Linked DNA regions of Homo sapiens: region 2 is linked to region 1. The links are chromatin loops, found by intact Hi-C in ENCODE. Cell type or tissue: A673. All regions are shown on one strand. Links, peaks and the distances in the headings refer to the core of each region. The heading gives the core; the rest is flanking DNA.

Region 1 (8,364 bases), core at 243-8,242:
AAATTTACCAGAGAAGTTGGAGCTGCTAAGAGCAAAGAATGGCTGCTGTGTGGCTAAAAGCTAGAAAGAGCTAGCCACCTCTTGATGGCAGACTGCCAATGTTCTGGAAGACCATTTGTGATAGGAAATAATGTTGTCATTTAAGGAAAAATAGTTTTTAGAACTCTTCTCTGACAATTCACGTACCTACCAAATGCACAATACTCATAGCCCTCTCACAAGACCTTTTCCCCCAGAAGCCTCATTCCTTCATGGCATCAGTCTTATGCTTGAAGTTGAGAATATCATCATCTAAATCAAGTTCTATGAGATAATCAGGGTCCTCAGAGGAATATACTTTCCTTCAATAGGATATAGAACTAAAACAATGACTCCATTCCAGACAATGGGCAAGTTAGTCATGATTTTTTATTAAGCTAGGGGCCTCATCATCAATACTCTATTTTGTTAAATTTTAGAAATTGAGAAGATGTCGATGCCCACTTATTTCGTAACACTATACTTGTGAAGAATTTGCCTAACTCTCTGAAGGTTAAGCACCCTATGCTATCAATCTTACCTTGCCATTTATTAAAATAAATTTGTCCATCTTTATTTCATAATTAAGGTCCAATACTCTATTGTTTTGATATATGATCATCTACACTGATAATAGGGAATACGATTCTGTAACATCTCCTATTATCCATTCTGTCCTAAAACCTTTCTCAATGACACATTTCTAATTATTTTGGGGAAGTGAGTATCTTCTGGGTCCTCCCATGGGCCATAGTCCCCAGGTAGATTTTCTGATCTTGCATAACATATCCATTCTCTTATTCTCATTTTCCTGAGCCCTTTGATCCTTATTCCCATGGTGGACCATGGTTGTTCTGCCAGTTTTAATTCAATTTGTGTAAGCTAACATATTTTTTTGAGTTTCCAAAATTCCACTTGGCAGTGCATTAATATTGTATTATTAGGACCTTGCCAAGGTGTTAAATTTTCTCTCACATGAGCATGTTCCCGTATGGATGGATAAGCTATCCCCTTTTCAACTTTATATCCCTTCGCCTTTGATTCTGCACCTTCAGGATTTAATCTCATACATATTGTCCTGTTTCCTGCTGATTAATAATTAATAGGTCTTCAGCTTTTTGTGGGATAGTAACTGTCCTCACAAAGCCGACTCGGCACTTTCCAGACTGGATTAATTTGTGATTTTACTCTAGTTATGGGTTGGAAGTAAAAAGTATGTGTAGATTCTGAAGGGGATTGATTTTGCTTTGTAAGCTACAGGCTCCATATCATCTTCAGGAAAGGAGTGGAGGGTGAGAGGAGGAGATTGCTAGCCTTTAAGAGGGAACAATGGAAAACTTCCTTAAACTAGAAGGTCTTGGGGAATCTGAAGGTTCAACGTTCTTAAGTATGTTGCTTGGATATTCCTGTGTTAAGTAAAAAAGCATTAATCCTTGCCAACTAGGTCCCTGACTTGGTACGACAGACCATCCAGGATTGAGAATTCAACATTTCTCTGGATCTCTGCTAGCCTTATAATTAAGTTTTGGGCCTGATCCTAAACTTTCTCTGCCTTCTGACTCCAAAAGATAAGACTCTTTTTATGTGCTATAAAATAGGCCCTCTGACTTTTAGACTCTTCCTTAAACTGGTAATTAATCACCTTCAACCTGTCATTGTAGTTCTCAAATACATCTGTCTCACTCAGTAAAAGCCATGTAATTCCATTGCTTTGTAACTACTACTACCCTGAACCATTCTGATGTCTCAGATATTATAGCAGAGTATTTTCTTCTACAGGCATTCAATCCCTGTTTGCCCACATCAAAAAGCTGAAAGATCACAAATTGACAACCTAGCATCAGTCCTTGAACTAGAGACATAATAACAAACCAAACCCAAAGCTAGCTGAAGAAGAGAAATAACAAAGATTAGAGTAGAACTAAATGAAGCTGCAACAAAAAAATACAAAGATCAATGAAACTAAAAGTTGGTCCTTTGAGAAAATCATGTAACCTGTAAACCATTAGCTAAATCAATCAAGAAAAGAAGAGAGAAGATCCAAATAAGCTCAATTAGAAATGAAAATTACAACTAATACCATAGGAATATAAAACATTATTTCAGACTAGTATGAACACCTCTATGCACACAAACTAGAAAATATAGAGGAAATGGATAAATTCCTGGAAACATACAATCCTTCTAGCTTAAATCAGAAAGAAATAGAAATCCTGACAGACCAATACCAAGCAGTGAGATTGAATCAATAGTAAAAATTTTGCAACAAAAAGAGCCCAGGGCCAGATGAATTTACAGCCAAATTCTGCTAGACATTCACAAAAAAATTGTACCAATCCTACTGACACTACTCCAAAAGATTGAGAACCAGGGAATCTTCCATAACTCATTATATAAAGCTGGCATCACACTGCTACCAAGGCAAGAAAGGATATACAGACCAACATCTTTGATAAACACAGATGCAAAAATCCTCAACAAAATTCTAGCAAATCAAATTCAACTGTACATCAAGAAGGTAATTTACCATCATTAAGTGGGATTTCAGCCCAGTGATGTAGGGATGGTTTAGCATAATGAAAGTCAATAAATGTGATTCATCACATAAACCAAATTAAAAACAAAACCCTTATGATCACCTCCATGGACAAAGGGAAAGCATTCAATAAAATCCAGCATCCTTTTATAATTAAAAACCCTCAACAAACTAGGCATAGAAGGAAGATATCTCAAAATTATAAAAGACACATATGACAAACCCACAGTCAACTTTATACTGAATGGGGAGAAGTTGAAAATGCTCCCCCTAAGAACTAGAACAAGACAAGGATGCCCACTTTCACCACTTCTATTCAACATAGTTCTGGAATTCCTAGCCAGAGCAATCAGGCAAGAGAAAGAAAGAAAATGTATCCAAATTGGAAAAAAGGATGTCAAGCTCTCTGTTTGCTGATAATATGATTGTATTCCTGAGAAACCCTAAAGACTCCTTCAAAAGATTTCTAGATTTTGCAAATGAATTCAGTAAAGTCTCAGGTTATAAAATCAACGTACACAAATCAGTAGCACTGCTATAGCCCAACAATGACCAAGATGAGAATCAAATCAAGAACTCAATCCCCTTTAAAATAGTTGTAAAAAAGTAAAATACCTAATAATATACTTAATGAAAATTAATTATACTTAATGAAGGAGATGAAAGATCCCTACAAAGCGAATTACAAAACATTGATGAATACAATCATACATGACACAAACAAATGGAAATATATTCCATGCTCATGAACTGGAAGAATCAGCATTATAAAAATGACCGCACTTCTTAAAGCAATATATAGATTCAATGCAATTTCTATCAAAATACCAATATCACTTTTCAGAATAATGAAAATTATTCTGAAATTTACAGAATTAGAAAAAGCAATCCTAAAATGTATATGGAACCAAAAAAGAGCCTAAATAGCCAAAGCATTCCCAAGCAAAAAAAGAATAAACATGGAGGCATAGTGTTAAGCAACTTCAATTTATACTACAATGCTGTAGTATCCAAAACAGTATGGTGCTGGTATAAAAGTAGATACATAAACCAATGGAACAGAATGGAGAACCCAGAATAAAAGCCAAATATTTACAATCAACTGATCTTAGACAAAGCATACAAAAACAAAAACAAAAATAGAGAAAAGGACACCCTATTCAATAAATGGTTTTGAGAAAACTAAATAAGTACATGTGGAAGAATGAAACTGAATTCCTTTCTCTCACTATATAGAAAAATCAACTGAAGGTGGATTAAAGACTTAAACCTAAGACACCAAACCATAAAAATTCTAGACAAATAACCTAGGAAAAACTCTTCTGGACATTGGCCTAGGCAAAAAATTAATGACTAAGACTGCAAAAGTAAGTGCAGCAAAACCAAAAATAACTGAATGGGACCTAATCAAACTAAAATGCTTCTGCTCAACAAAGGAAATAATCATCAGAATAAACAAAAGACCCACAGAATGGGAGAAAATATTTGCAAACTATGCATCAGACAAAGGACTAAAATCCAGAATCTACAAGAAACTCAAACAAATAAGCAGGAAAAAAACAAAAACAAAACAAAACAAAAAACAAATAATCCCATCAAAATGTGGGCAAACATCATGAATAGACATTTCTGGAAATAAGATACACAAATGGCCAACAAATGAATGAAAAGAAAAAAATGCTCAATATTACTAATTATCAGGGAAATGCAAATTTAAAACCACAGTGAGATACCACCTTACCTCATCCAGAATGACCATATTAAAAAGTCAGAAAACAATAGATGGGGTAGTTGTGGTGAAAAGGGAATGCTTACACAGTGTTGGTGGGAATGTAAATTAGTGCAACTTCTATAAAATACATTATAGAGATTTTTCGAAGAACTAAAGGTAGATCTACCATTCAATCCAGCAATCCTACCAAGTATCCACCCAAGGGAAAATAAGTCATTATATCAAAAAGACACCTGCACATGTATGTTTATTGGAGGACAATTCACAACTGCAAATATATAAAACTAACCTAAGTGCTCATTAACCAATAAGTGGATAAAGAAAATGTGTTATAAATACACCATGAAATACTACTCAGCCATAAAGAAGAAAAAAAGAAGAATGTCTTTTGCAGCAACTTGGATGGAGCTGGAGGCCATTATTCTAAGTGAAATAATTCAGGAATGGAATATCAAATACCATACATTCTAATTTGTATGTGGGAACTTAGCTATGGGTATGCAAAGAAGGCATACAGAGTGGTATAATGGACATTGGAGACTTAGAAGAGAGGAGAGGGAAGGCTCATGAAGAATAAAAAACTACATACTGGGTACAGTGCACACTACTGGAGTAATGTGTGTGCTAAAATATGAGATTTCACTACTGTATAATTCATCCATGTAATCAAAAACCACTTGTAACCCTAAAGCTATTGAAATTAAAAATAAAAATAAATTAAGGAAATACAAAGTTATAAAATACATAACAACGTGAAAATAAATAAAGCAGATACATTGGACAGCCAGCCTTATGGATATGTGACCTGTGCTCTTGAACAGAGCCTTACATACAGAAAGACCCAATGCTTGGTTTCAAGCTCTGCTGTTTTGAAATAATTAATTTTTGAACAAGAAGCCCCACATTTTCATGTGTCTCTGAGCCGGCAAATTATGCAGCCAATCTTGTGAATAGCAAAGTCCTCCAAATCAGAATACTGGTCAGAGATGTTTGTTAACAGCATTATGTTGTAATCTTGAACATTTTCTAAGAATATATTACTGAAATGGAGAAGAAGAGCTCAGTAGATTAAAAAATGTGAATTTTTATGGCTATTTAAATTTGTGGCTCTGCAAAATTTCAAGTAAATTGAAACAATATATGATGCACCAATGGTGTTTGAGTGCATCAATATCATTATAAGTACTTCATATTTTTATTTTATTATTTTCTAAATTAACATATGCAAAGCATTCACAAGTATTTAACTATTCACAAGTATTTAAATTTGCTTAATTTGTATTTACATTTAGGTTGAACACTGCCAAAGACATTGTTACATGTTCTATCACTTCTGTGAAATGTTTACCACTTTTTAATTTGCCTACTTGTGTTTTGATAATTTCTGTAGTGGTTTTCTTTAATAAGAAGCAAAGAGATCTTAATCTTTAAAAGATTAAAAATTAAATTGCAGGGAGAAGATATAGATTAAAGACAAGATTTTGGTTTAACCAATGTAATTTACTGATAGATCGAATGTGATGTGGAAAAAGAAGGAAAGGTTTTATATGATGTATGTTTATAAGACTGATGAATGCCTCACAACCAGCCAAGACAGAAATTATATAAAAAAGAGCAATGACAATAAGTACCTGTTTTGTGTATGGTAAATTAAAGAAGGCTGAGGCATATTCATGCTAAGAATACACTAGAATATTTAAGACTATAGCTCAGTGAAAATATCTAGAAAGGATAAGTTCATACTACTTGTTACCTGCTAGTATAACTGTGGAACATAGCAATGTCTAAGGAGGGATGTGTAGCATGAAAATATAAAAAAGATTTTTAAAAGTACCTTAAAACATACATATTAAAGGAATGTACAAAAGGAGTTAAGCACCTGCAATGGAATGGTAAAAAATAAATAAATTAAAAGAGTTACATGAGAAAATATTCAGCAGTGCTGTAAAGACAGCAGATGATATCTGTGCTGTAATGTGCATATTAAAATATGCAGAATCAAAAGAGTGACTTTTGGCTATACAACTTCAATAAACTTAAAGAATCAGAAATAACGTTACAACTGGACTCTAGCACTTGAAGGGAATATAGGAAAGTAGACATACAAATAGCACAATATGCTTTTGATGTACAAGTTTAGAAAAACATCCAGGGTTAGTTTTACTTAAATGAGAGATACATGAACATATTCATAACCTTAAAATAACATTCAAGTTAGATATAGAGCTTGTTGATACAGGTGAGTGACCAGCACACTCAATTCATTGAAGTCCCTGAAAATTTCGAAGTCAAGGGATCCAGATCACAGGTGAATGAATTAAGTTCAAGAGGTAGAAAATTGTCATTTGAGAAGATGTATGAAGAAAGGAATGACAGCATGCACCACTAAATTTGGAGATTAGTGGCATGAAAAGATTGAGAAAAATGACATTTGGTGTCTTTTATTTTTTCAGTAAATAGTAACAAGTCCATATGCTGATAACTGAAGTGGACAGAGGATGGTTCAAAACTTCGAGAAGATTGTCCACAGATTTAAATTAGATGTTGAGAGAGACAAAAGAGAGACCTCTACTCTTCACCTTTATATGATTATATTGCCTAACAAAATCCCTTTAGTACTTATAACAGCAAGCATTTATTTCTCACTCATAATGTTACTGGTGCAAGGTTCTTGGCTCTCAGTGTAATATAAATTAACATGAAGGCAGTCAAACTTTTCCCAAATAAGGTCTATTGAGATTTATGCTCTAAAAGGCTGGGCATAAGGGAGACAGCTCTGGAGGAAGAGTTTTCTGACAGGCTCCCCCAGGGTAGGTCTTTGTGGTGTTTTGAGGAGGGTAACATGAATAATTTGTGCAGTGTCATTATATGTGCAGGGTGGAGTGCCAGGTGCACAGGTGTAGTAAGTATTCATGCTGACACATACATTGCATGGTCAGAAAATAGCAGATAAGCTCCACCTTTGGCAAATATTTTAGTGTTATAATGAGGCAAAGATTATGTTTGGTCATCCTCCTGGTCTTGTGTGCATGCAGGTGGCAGGGTCGACTACTTTGGACAAGATTTGCAGCAAAATATTGCTTATCTTAACTTTCTTAAATAACTTGCAAGGTTTCAGCAGGTTTGGCACCAGTGGGGGTGAGGGTGCAAGGCCTGGTTGTTTCCGGGTATGCATAGAAATGTATATTAGTGGGGTCAAGTTTTGTCTCTACTTTGTCTCAGCAAGTCTATGGGTCCATTGATCTTGCCTAGGCTTGGCCCTAGTTGTGAGTAAGCTTCAGGCCTGCTCCACGTGTCCCTCATTCTGGCATCAGAAGATACATGAATTTTGCACTTTTCATGGCACAGCGTAAGAGTGTAAGAGAACCAGTTAAATTATGCAGGCACAGTAAGCCCTTGTCTTGGGTCAACATTTACCTATACTCCACTAACCACATCAGGTCAAAAATCTATGCCCAATATGTAGAGAGTAGCCATGAGAAGGCCTTGGAGGAAAGATCTATGAATAAAATGCATATCTACAACATATACCGTAGATTTTATTTTTGGCCACAATTATTGCTTTCATTCTGCAAGCAAAATATATTACTCTCTACCCATAAACTCCAAATGTCTCAGGAAACCAGGTTTGTGATCCAGGATCTTCTGATCTATATTGAGTATGAATACTACTTCTATTGATCTGGAGACTAATGAAATTTTTCTACTCCTTCCATATGCCTCAGCCCCATAAAATGATTAAACGGAATCAGCACAGCTTCAATATATTTTTCTGCTCAGAATCAGGAAGCAAGGCGGGGATTACAGGAGTGAAGCACTTGGCTGGGGTACAAAATGTAAAAACATGTCAATAATCTCTGTAACCAAGAAAAATGGCTTTTAAACACAATTTTAAAGAAACATAATTAACAGAAAAATCTATGGTGAACAAAATATTAATTTCAGAATTAGAAACTGAGCCATATTGACCTAAATTAAATCTTGAGGAAATAAAATCAGTAATACTGATCCAAACTTTTACAAACATATTAATGTTTTAGTACTTTGATAGTTCTTAAATATATTTTATCTTTGGTAG
Region 2 (8,364 bases), core at 64-8,063, 1.5 Mb before region 1:
ATGACAGCATATGTACTATACATTTTTTACTAGCTTCCGATAAAGTGAAATAAGTCTTTATAAACTTCCCTTTAGTTCTTTGAATGTTAAATCCCCAATGCTACTCATTCCAATTTAATGTCACTTAAGGTCAAATTTATGTATAAATGAATGTATAAACTTAGTAAGCATGTTTAACCCAAATTCAAAAGATAAAGAATAGGCAGTAAGATAAGCTAATGAAGTACAGATTTGGGAGTACACAAACTTTTCTATTCTGCCCTTTAAATGGCAGTTTGATCAATATGTTTAGAAATAATTTTTGTGGATTTTTACATTGCTTTTTAAATATTTTGCATACAAATTGCATTTATGCAATAAAAATAAAATATTTTAGCTTTCAGATTTAGCATATATTCTGCACTCCATACTTAACTACTCACCTCCCCACCTCCAACACTAACACTTGGACCTAAATATAGCAGTACTTTCCACTTTACAAAATAAATAATTTAGATTAGACTACGTCTGTAATGTGCCATAATTATATTCTTTCTGAATGACCTCAAGGCTGCTTTCCACCACTTAATTAAATTCTATACAGTGGCACTAAAAATGTACAGAGAAAGATAACTTACTAGAGTGAGTTCCTCATTTATTGCCTTTCTTGGGACACACTACTCATCTCTATTTTTTCAATAAAATAAGAGCCTCAATGTCATGTGTGAAGGAAAGAAGCAGCTCAGGCTTGAGGAAAACCAACAGTCAGCCTCTGTTTTGCTAAATTTTCAGAAGGGTTATCCTGACTTAAAGTAGTTGCAATCACAAAACAAAATATTTCTAATTTTACTTGGGCATAGCAAGATAGCTAACGCTCTCATATAAAGCATCTGGATGGCCTGAATCCAAGTAAAAGGCTGACATTTCTTTCTCTCTTTGAAATATTTTCTGTGTCCTAGGTTCTCTTTTTCTTCTTTGACCCTATCTTTTCTTTTTCCAGCAAATTTTATATTTACATGAAGAATTACTGCCTGGCCTTCCCTATGAAATTTTATATTGATATATTGATATTAATAATATCAGGTTTAACAGTGAATTTTTTTTAAAGTTAATAATTCTGTAGGCACAAATTCAATTTCATAAATGAATATAACCTTAAAAATTATTCCTCAAAATAGACAGTTATCAAGTTTGCCTTTTTTGTTTCTTAAACACTATGAGTAAAGCCTGATCTTTTATCTACTCTTAGTTTTGAAGGTAGTAATTCAGCAACACTATGAAATTATCAAACAATGGCAATGTGAATTTTTGTGGGGTATGTGGACAAACTTAATGACGATTTAGGTAAAGCCTGGGCCTTTTTTTTTTGGTTTTGTTACATCAAAAATATACTTTAAATGTAAAATATATCTTGAGTACAGTTTGGGACTGAATGTTATCCAATAGATGGCACTATACTCTTTGAAATACATTACCTAATGTTACCAGTTTCTCTGTCAAATGACAGAATAGGCATTTTTAGTTTTCTGAAACAGAAAGTTGTCTTAAAGGAATCATCAAAACTTGAGCTATTTCTAATAGTCTTTGGTATGTTCTAATTAAAAACAATCATAGATTTAATCTGTAGAGTTAAAGTCATTATCACTAACCATCCTTAAAATAGTTTAACAGAAAGGAGCATAGATTATTTTATCAAACAAAGTATTTCTGAAAAACAGGATAATGCAAACGTCAGTAAATTAAACATTAACATTAGAACCATTGTGTATATGTACATATGAAACATAATTTAAGAATATGTGTAAATATTAGAATATCCGAATAAGTATAAAACAAGATTTTTTATTTTTGTTATTTGAAAATTATAGTAATAAAATAATGTGCATTATATGTGTGATACATATGATTTTATAATGTTTGTTAAATCTGACTCAAGCATGGTTATTGAGGTTATGTATATTCACACAGAAAAATCACTTGAATAAAAAAGAATATGTACTTTCTTACTTATTGACTTGAATAAAACTTAAAATGTGAATTGAAATTTTTGAAACTTATTTAGAGATCCATAATTTAAAAATTACAACAGGTGATACAAAATATTAAGATTATGTTTACATTAAACCGATTTCTCTATTTATTGTTGAAACATTACTGTGTAGTATTTGGAATAAAAGATTTAAATTAACTTATTAAAATAAACCATAGGAAGAACGATTGTTACAATTTTAACATATTTTATTTGCTTTGCCCTTCCTATCCCAGACCTACACATTCAGGTGTTTTATAATCTTTCTGCCACGTCTTCTGATTTTCCAGATAAGCAGTAGACTAAAATTAAAGTTCCTCATCTAATCGCATAGCAAAGTTCTATAATTGTTAATCAAAATTAAAATAATTATCAAACATAATTTTCAGCATTTTGTTTTTATCATATGAAAAAACCCAGAGTGTTCTGAGAGAAAAGCAATCATATGTTGAATCATATAACAAAGTATTATTTCATATAACATATAACAAAGTTATATATGATATCTATGTCATATATAACAAAGTATTATTAATCACATAACAAGGTATTATTGGTTGCTCAGGGAGAAAAAAATGAAACAGGAAATCATATATTAATCATATAACAGTCAAAGTATAACTGATTCCTCAGAAAGAAAAAATATGGAAATATTTGGAGTTTGTATTCCTTATATACATCAACTGAAAATTATAGGAGATGTCATTTTAACCATATAAAAAATGCTTCTGATTCAAGACCACAAAATGATGAGAAATGAAGAACACAGTAAACAACAAGATCATAGATCTTTGAAATGTAAGTATAGCTATAGCTAACATGCTAATCATATCTTTGGAAAATATAATATGTATGAGTACTAAATAAGAAATCTATAAAGTAGTAAAAAATGAAATAAAATTTTGTTAGTGATGTAAAACTAAAAATATTAAATTATCTCAGGCACTCATAAGGATATCAGTAGAAACAGGAATAAAGAGTAACCTAAATCTCTTATTAGTAAAAGGTGAGGGGAAGAAAGAGGACAAAAGTCAGCATGGTCAAGATATTATTTTAGTTGAGTAGAAGATTTAAGGAGAAAGTGATTATTATGGTGGCAAAACGAAGTGGTTAGCTTTTTTAAAATAAAATAAGAGACTGCCTCTAATTATGAGTATGTCAATAAGATAAGCATTAATTGTATAGACTACATAGAATTATTTTTAAATAAGCAAGGTGACAAATTGGAATGAATAGCAACATAATAAAACTTAAAAGAGAATAATAAATGTGACTATTTAATAGAAAGAATAATTAAAATGAGTAGAATATAGTCAAGTCCATCAATCATTACAAAAAATGGGAATAGGTGGAATTTTTCAGATAGTGATAATATGAAAGTATCAGTAATTTTCTTACGGAAAACACATTTAAGGAAATAAAGTTTCAAAACATATTGAAAGAAATGTTAGGCAAATGAATATAGAAAGAAAAAGCAGGCATGAAAATATCGAAAGGATTTTTTAGGTAAGAAAGGCCACTTGTAATACACACACACACACACACACACACGCATACACACACACACACATTCATTTCATAAAGTTCTAGCCTCAGAGAGAGATTAAATAGGCTACGCTGTTAAAAATTTTGATGTTATTAGTACCTTCACACTTTCACATCCCATTAATATAATTTTTTTCACTTTCTCAAATAATATTTGAATAGCTTAAATAGACAAAATCTGAATAAAATGAATGAAAATGGTCACATTATATATTACATTCTTTGGATATAACAATAAAATTTGAAGTAAAAAATTAAAAGTCAAATGCAGATAATTTGGCTATGTACAGTTAGCTATAATTAAGAATCAGAACCTTAAATAATATTTCTATTAAAAAGAATATGAAAATTATAAACTTCACTTTAATATTACAGTGAAAAATATATTTAATAAAAGAATAAATACTAAAAGCTTTATCAAAAAAGAAAAAGAAAAAACTAGCATAACATTAAAAGCCTCAAATATTTAAATAGAAACAGGCACAAATAATAAAATTAGGAATGATTTTTATAATTTGAGGATAGGCCAGGCACGGTCACTCACGCCTGTAATCCCAGCACTTTGGGAGGCCAAGGTGGGCAGATCACGAGGTCAGGAGGTTGAGACCATCCTGGCCAACATGGTGAAAACCCGTCTCTACTAAAATACAAAAAATTAGCCGGGCGTGGTGGCACGTGCCTGTAATCCCAGCTATTTGGGAGGCTGAGGCAGGGGAATCACTTGAACCCGGAAGGTGGAGGTTGCAGTGAGCTGAGATCGCGGCACTGCACTCCAGCCTGAAGACAGAGCTCCGTCTCAAAAAAAAAGAAGTTTGAGAATAAATACTCACAAATGAAATTAGAAGTGATTTATAATAAAGTGTTAATATAAATAATCACTTAAATAAATAACTATAATGAATGATCAAACAATAATTTTGAAATTAGAGAAAAAATAATATATACAGGAGCTGGTTTCTTACAAAGACAATGTGATAGTTATTTTTGTATGTCAACTAGGCTAGGCCACAATACCCGGATATTTGGTCAAACATTATTCTAGATGTTTCTGTGAATATATTTTTTAGATGAGATTAACACTGAAAGATCAGTAGACTTTGCATATAGATTAATCTCTAAAATGTGTTGAAGTTTACTCTTCGTGATAAGTTGAAGGTCTAAATAGAAAGAGACAGAAGTCCCCAGAAGAAGAGAGAACTTTGCCAGCAGATGGCATTTGAATCTGAACATCAAGAACTGCTTTTCCCTGGACCACTTTGCATATTTTGGACTTGCCAGCCTCCATAATCACATGAGACAATTCCTTAAAATAAATGTCTCTCTATACATATATGCATCATTTTTGCTACCTTTTACTGAGAACCCCAACTAATACAAATTTTGATACTGGGAGTGGTTCTAGAGGAACTGAATTTTAAGTATTGATTTGTAAATTGGCTGTGGAGTTTCTGCAATTGGTTCTCCAATTCAATTAGATTTAAAAAACATTAATCTATTTCTAGTAGTAAAGAGTGCACTGACAGTCCATGGTATAATGCAGCAATACAGATATGCAAAATACCACCACTGGATACTGCTAATCAGACACATATAAGAGGCAAGGTTCTGAGTGATCATGTCTATGAGGGTCTGGGTGACAATGTTCATGATATCTTTGAACATTTCCTCAAAATAATGCTTATAATCAGTTGTGCTTGTTGTTCCTAATGTCACTGGACAAACAGGAAGGAACAGCGTGAGATCAAGTATTCAAATTCCCAAGCCCATTTGCTGCAAAAAATAACCTGAAAGCTTCTATGTCTGCCTGAAAAAGATTCTTATCTCCTGTGGCCTCAGAACTGAGACAGATAAAAACCAAATGCAGAGTCTCATAATGCAAGTGGTTAAATAACAATGCAGGTAGAATTCCCAACCTCTCAGGGAGCTGTCTATTAAAATAAGGGCATTGATTGGGAAGAATTGCATTTCTGAAAATTTGAATGGAGACATATGAGAAGATACTGATGAAGGTCAAGACTGAACCATTTAATCCTGATGAGTATTCTGTGCCAGTAGAAGCATCATCTCCACCTCCTTCTGAGAACATTTGCTCTTTATTTCTAAAGAAACTTTTATGGCGTCCCTTGAGGCAGTTGCCTTGGAAGACACTGATGATTTTTTCATGACCCACCCTCAACAACCCTCTTTATTTTAGACCTATAACTAGACATAAGTCCCAGAAGCCCCTAAAGGTGGGGTACAAGGTGTGAACCATGAGGAAGTATGCTATGCTCCAAAATAACTTCTTTATTTTAATAATATATGTAGAGAAAAATCCAGAGAATGCATATGTGAATGAATATTAACAGTGTGGGATACTGATGGAAGGAACATAAAGGTAGAATTTCTTTGGGCTCACTTAGAAGATATTCTGCATTTAATGGTATAGGAGAGGGAATTAGTTTGTTTGGTTCATTGGCTGAAACAAACCAAAAGTGGTCCACAGTAAATAAACTTGAAATGTCAGAACTCCCTTGGTAAACTATAGAGGAAGAGATTCAAAGGCTTTGGGAGATTGAAATATTAGAGTTATTTGTCATTTAAAACCTATTAACTCACCCCAGGAGAGTCCAGAGGATGCACCTTTTACTTAAATGGTGAGAAATAATTTTTTCAGTGGAACCCTGTCATCCTTGAAGAGTTCTGTGATTGTTCTTCTCTGTAGAGCAGAACTTAGGGTGGGAATTGCAGCCACTGAAGCGGGATATCTACATTCAGTGAGAGTAATTAAATCCCAGGGTGTGGGGGTGGTCTTGTGGTAGTTCTTAAGTGCCAAAGGCAGAGTGGACCTGGTTACCATAATGAACAGCAGAGTCAAAGCAACCATCAGAATAGTCTAATTTGTACAGACCTATGGCTTTGGCTGGTTGATCATTATGTTCCTAGAGGATAAATAGATAGCCTACTAAACTCTTATTTGATTTGTATAAGGAGAAATTTCTAGGTCAAGTGAAAAAAGTCTGATTTCAATTATAAAAACAAAAAGTCATGGCCCCTCATCCAATTTTCTAACGTGGGCCAACTTGCAGACTCAGAAACTCCTAAATGAAGGGGAGGCTTGTCGTCTTGAGGAAGGGCCCTAGCATACTGTCAATAATCAATACTGTTAATTATTTTCCCAGACTTCTGCAAAGGGACCTACAGCCTTTTATCAGAATTACTGCACAGGAGAAAAGGAAGTAACCAGACATTTTGGGAATTACTGCACACTGGCTCTGAACTGACACAAATTCCAGGAAACCCAAAATGTCACTCTGGCCACCAATCAGAGTAAGAGCTTATGGAGGTCAGGTGAGCCATGGAGTTTTCGATCATGTCTGTCTCATAGTTGGTCCCTGAATCCACCCTGTGGTCATTTCTCCGGTAGCAGGTGCATAATTGGAAAAGACAAAGTTAGCACCTGGCAGAGTCTCCATTTAGGACCATGACTTGTGCTACTATGGTAGAAAAGAGCAACTGGGAAGCCATTATCACTGCCATTACTTCTTTTTCATTAAATTGTAAACTAAAGGCAATAACACATCCCTGGAGGAATTATAGAGATTAGTGCCACTATCAAGGACTTAAAAGAAAAAAAAGCAGAAGTAGTAATCTCCATCACATTCGCAGTCAACTCTTTTATTTTGCCTGTGCAGAAGACAGATGGATCTTGGATAACTTTGGATTATCATAGTCTTTACCAGGTCATAATTCCAATTGCACCTACTGTACCAGACGTGGTTTTTTTTTTTTTTTTTTTTTTTGGTTGAGCAAATTAACACATATCCTGGTACCTAGTATGTAGCTATTGACCTGGCACATTTATTTTCTTTCATTCCTGTTAATAAGGCCTACCAGAAGCCGTCAGTTTTTAACTGGCAAGGCCTGCCATATATCTTTGTTGTCCTACATTGGAGTATATCAACTCTTCAGTCTTACGTCATAATTTGGTTTGCATGGACCTTGATCACCTTTCCCTTCTGTAAGATTTCACACTTGTCTGTTACATTGGTACATATGCTGATTGGAGCTGGTGGGCATAAAGTAGCAAGAACTCTAGAGAGTGGAAAATAAATCTGACTAAAATTTAAAGATCTTCAATGTCAGTAAAATTTCTATGAGTCCAATGGTGTTGGTCATGTAGAACTATTAGGTTGAGGCAAAAGTAATTGCTGTTGTTGCCATTAGTTTTAATGACTAGCTCTTCTAAGGGGAAGGATAGGTTGTTGCATTTGGCTCTTCCTCTAACCAAGAAAGAGGCACAATGTCTACCTAGTGAGCCTTTTTGAATTTTGGCAGCAACATGTTCCTCATTGGCTGTGTTACTCTGGCCCATTTACCAAGTGACTCAAAAAGCTGCTAGTTTTGAATGGGGCCCAGAACAAGAGAAGGCTTTGTGATAAGTCTCCAGGGTGCTGTGCAAACTGCTCTGCCACTTAAACCATGTGATCCAATGGTGTTTCGAGTGTCAGTGGCAGATAGGGATGCTGTTTGGAGCCTTTGGAAGGACTCTGTTGATGAATTGTAGCACAGGCCTTTAGGAATTTTAGCAAGGCTCTGTCATCATCTGCAGGTAACTATTTTAATGTTTTTAAATTTTAGTTTAATTTTTTAAGCTTTTAAATTTTTAAAATTGTTATTGACAGATAAAATTATATGTATGTACCATGTTCAACATATTGTTTGAAGTATGTATAGACTGTGGAATAACTAAATCTTCCTACTTAACATATGTGTTTCTTTACCTAGTTATTATTTTTGTGATCAGAACATTTTACATCTATTTTCTTAGC

What was found. Peaks named below come from ENCODE experiments on the same cell type or tissue, not always from the same donor. Only the 100,000 strongest peaks of a DNase experiment are listed, where the experiment ranks them.
Region 2: it touches region 1 in a loop (3-fold over the local background); 3 of 110 quality-filtered maps call a loop at or near these places.

Annotation. Positions count from the first base shown.
Region 1 is chr4:132,231,664-132,240,027 of GRCh38, forward strand. No RefSeq gene overlaps it. Among named protein-coding and RNA genes, the nearest start is that of LINC01256, 360 kb to the right of the region's middle. In A673, for the core only: no CTCF peak of the experiment used is centred there; no DNase peak of the experiment used is centred there.
Region 2 is chr4:130,746,616-130,754,979 of GRCh38, forward strand. No RefSeq gene overlaps it. Among named protein-coding and RNA genes, the nearest start is that of LINC02479, 370 kb to the left of the region's middle. In A673, for the core only: CTCF peaks have their summits at 1,416 (motif pointing right) and 4,713 (motif pointing right); no DNase peak of the experiment used is centred there.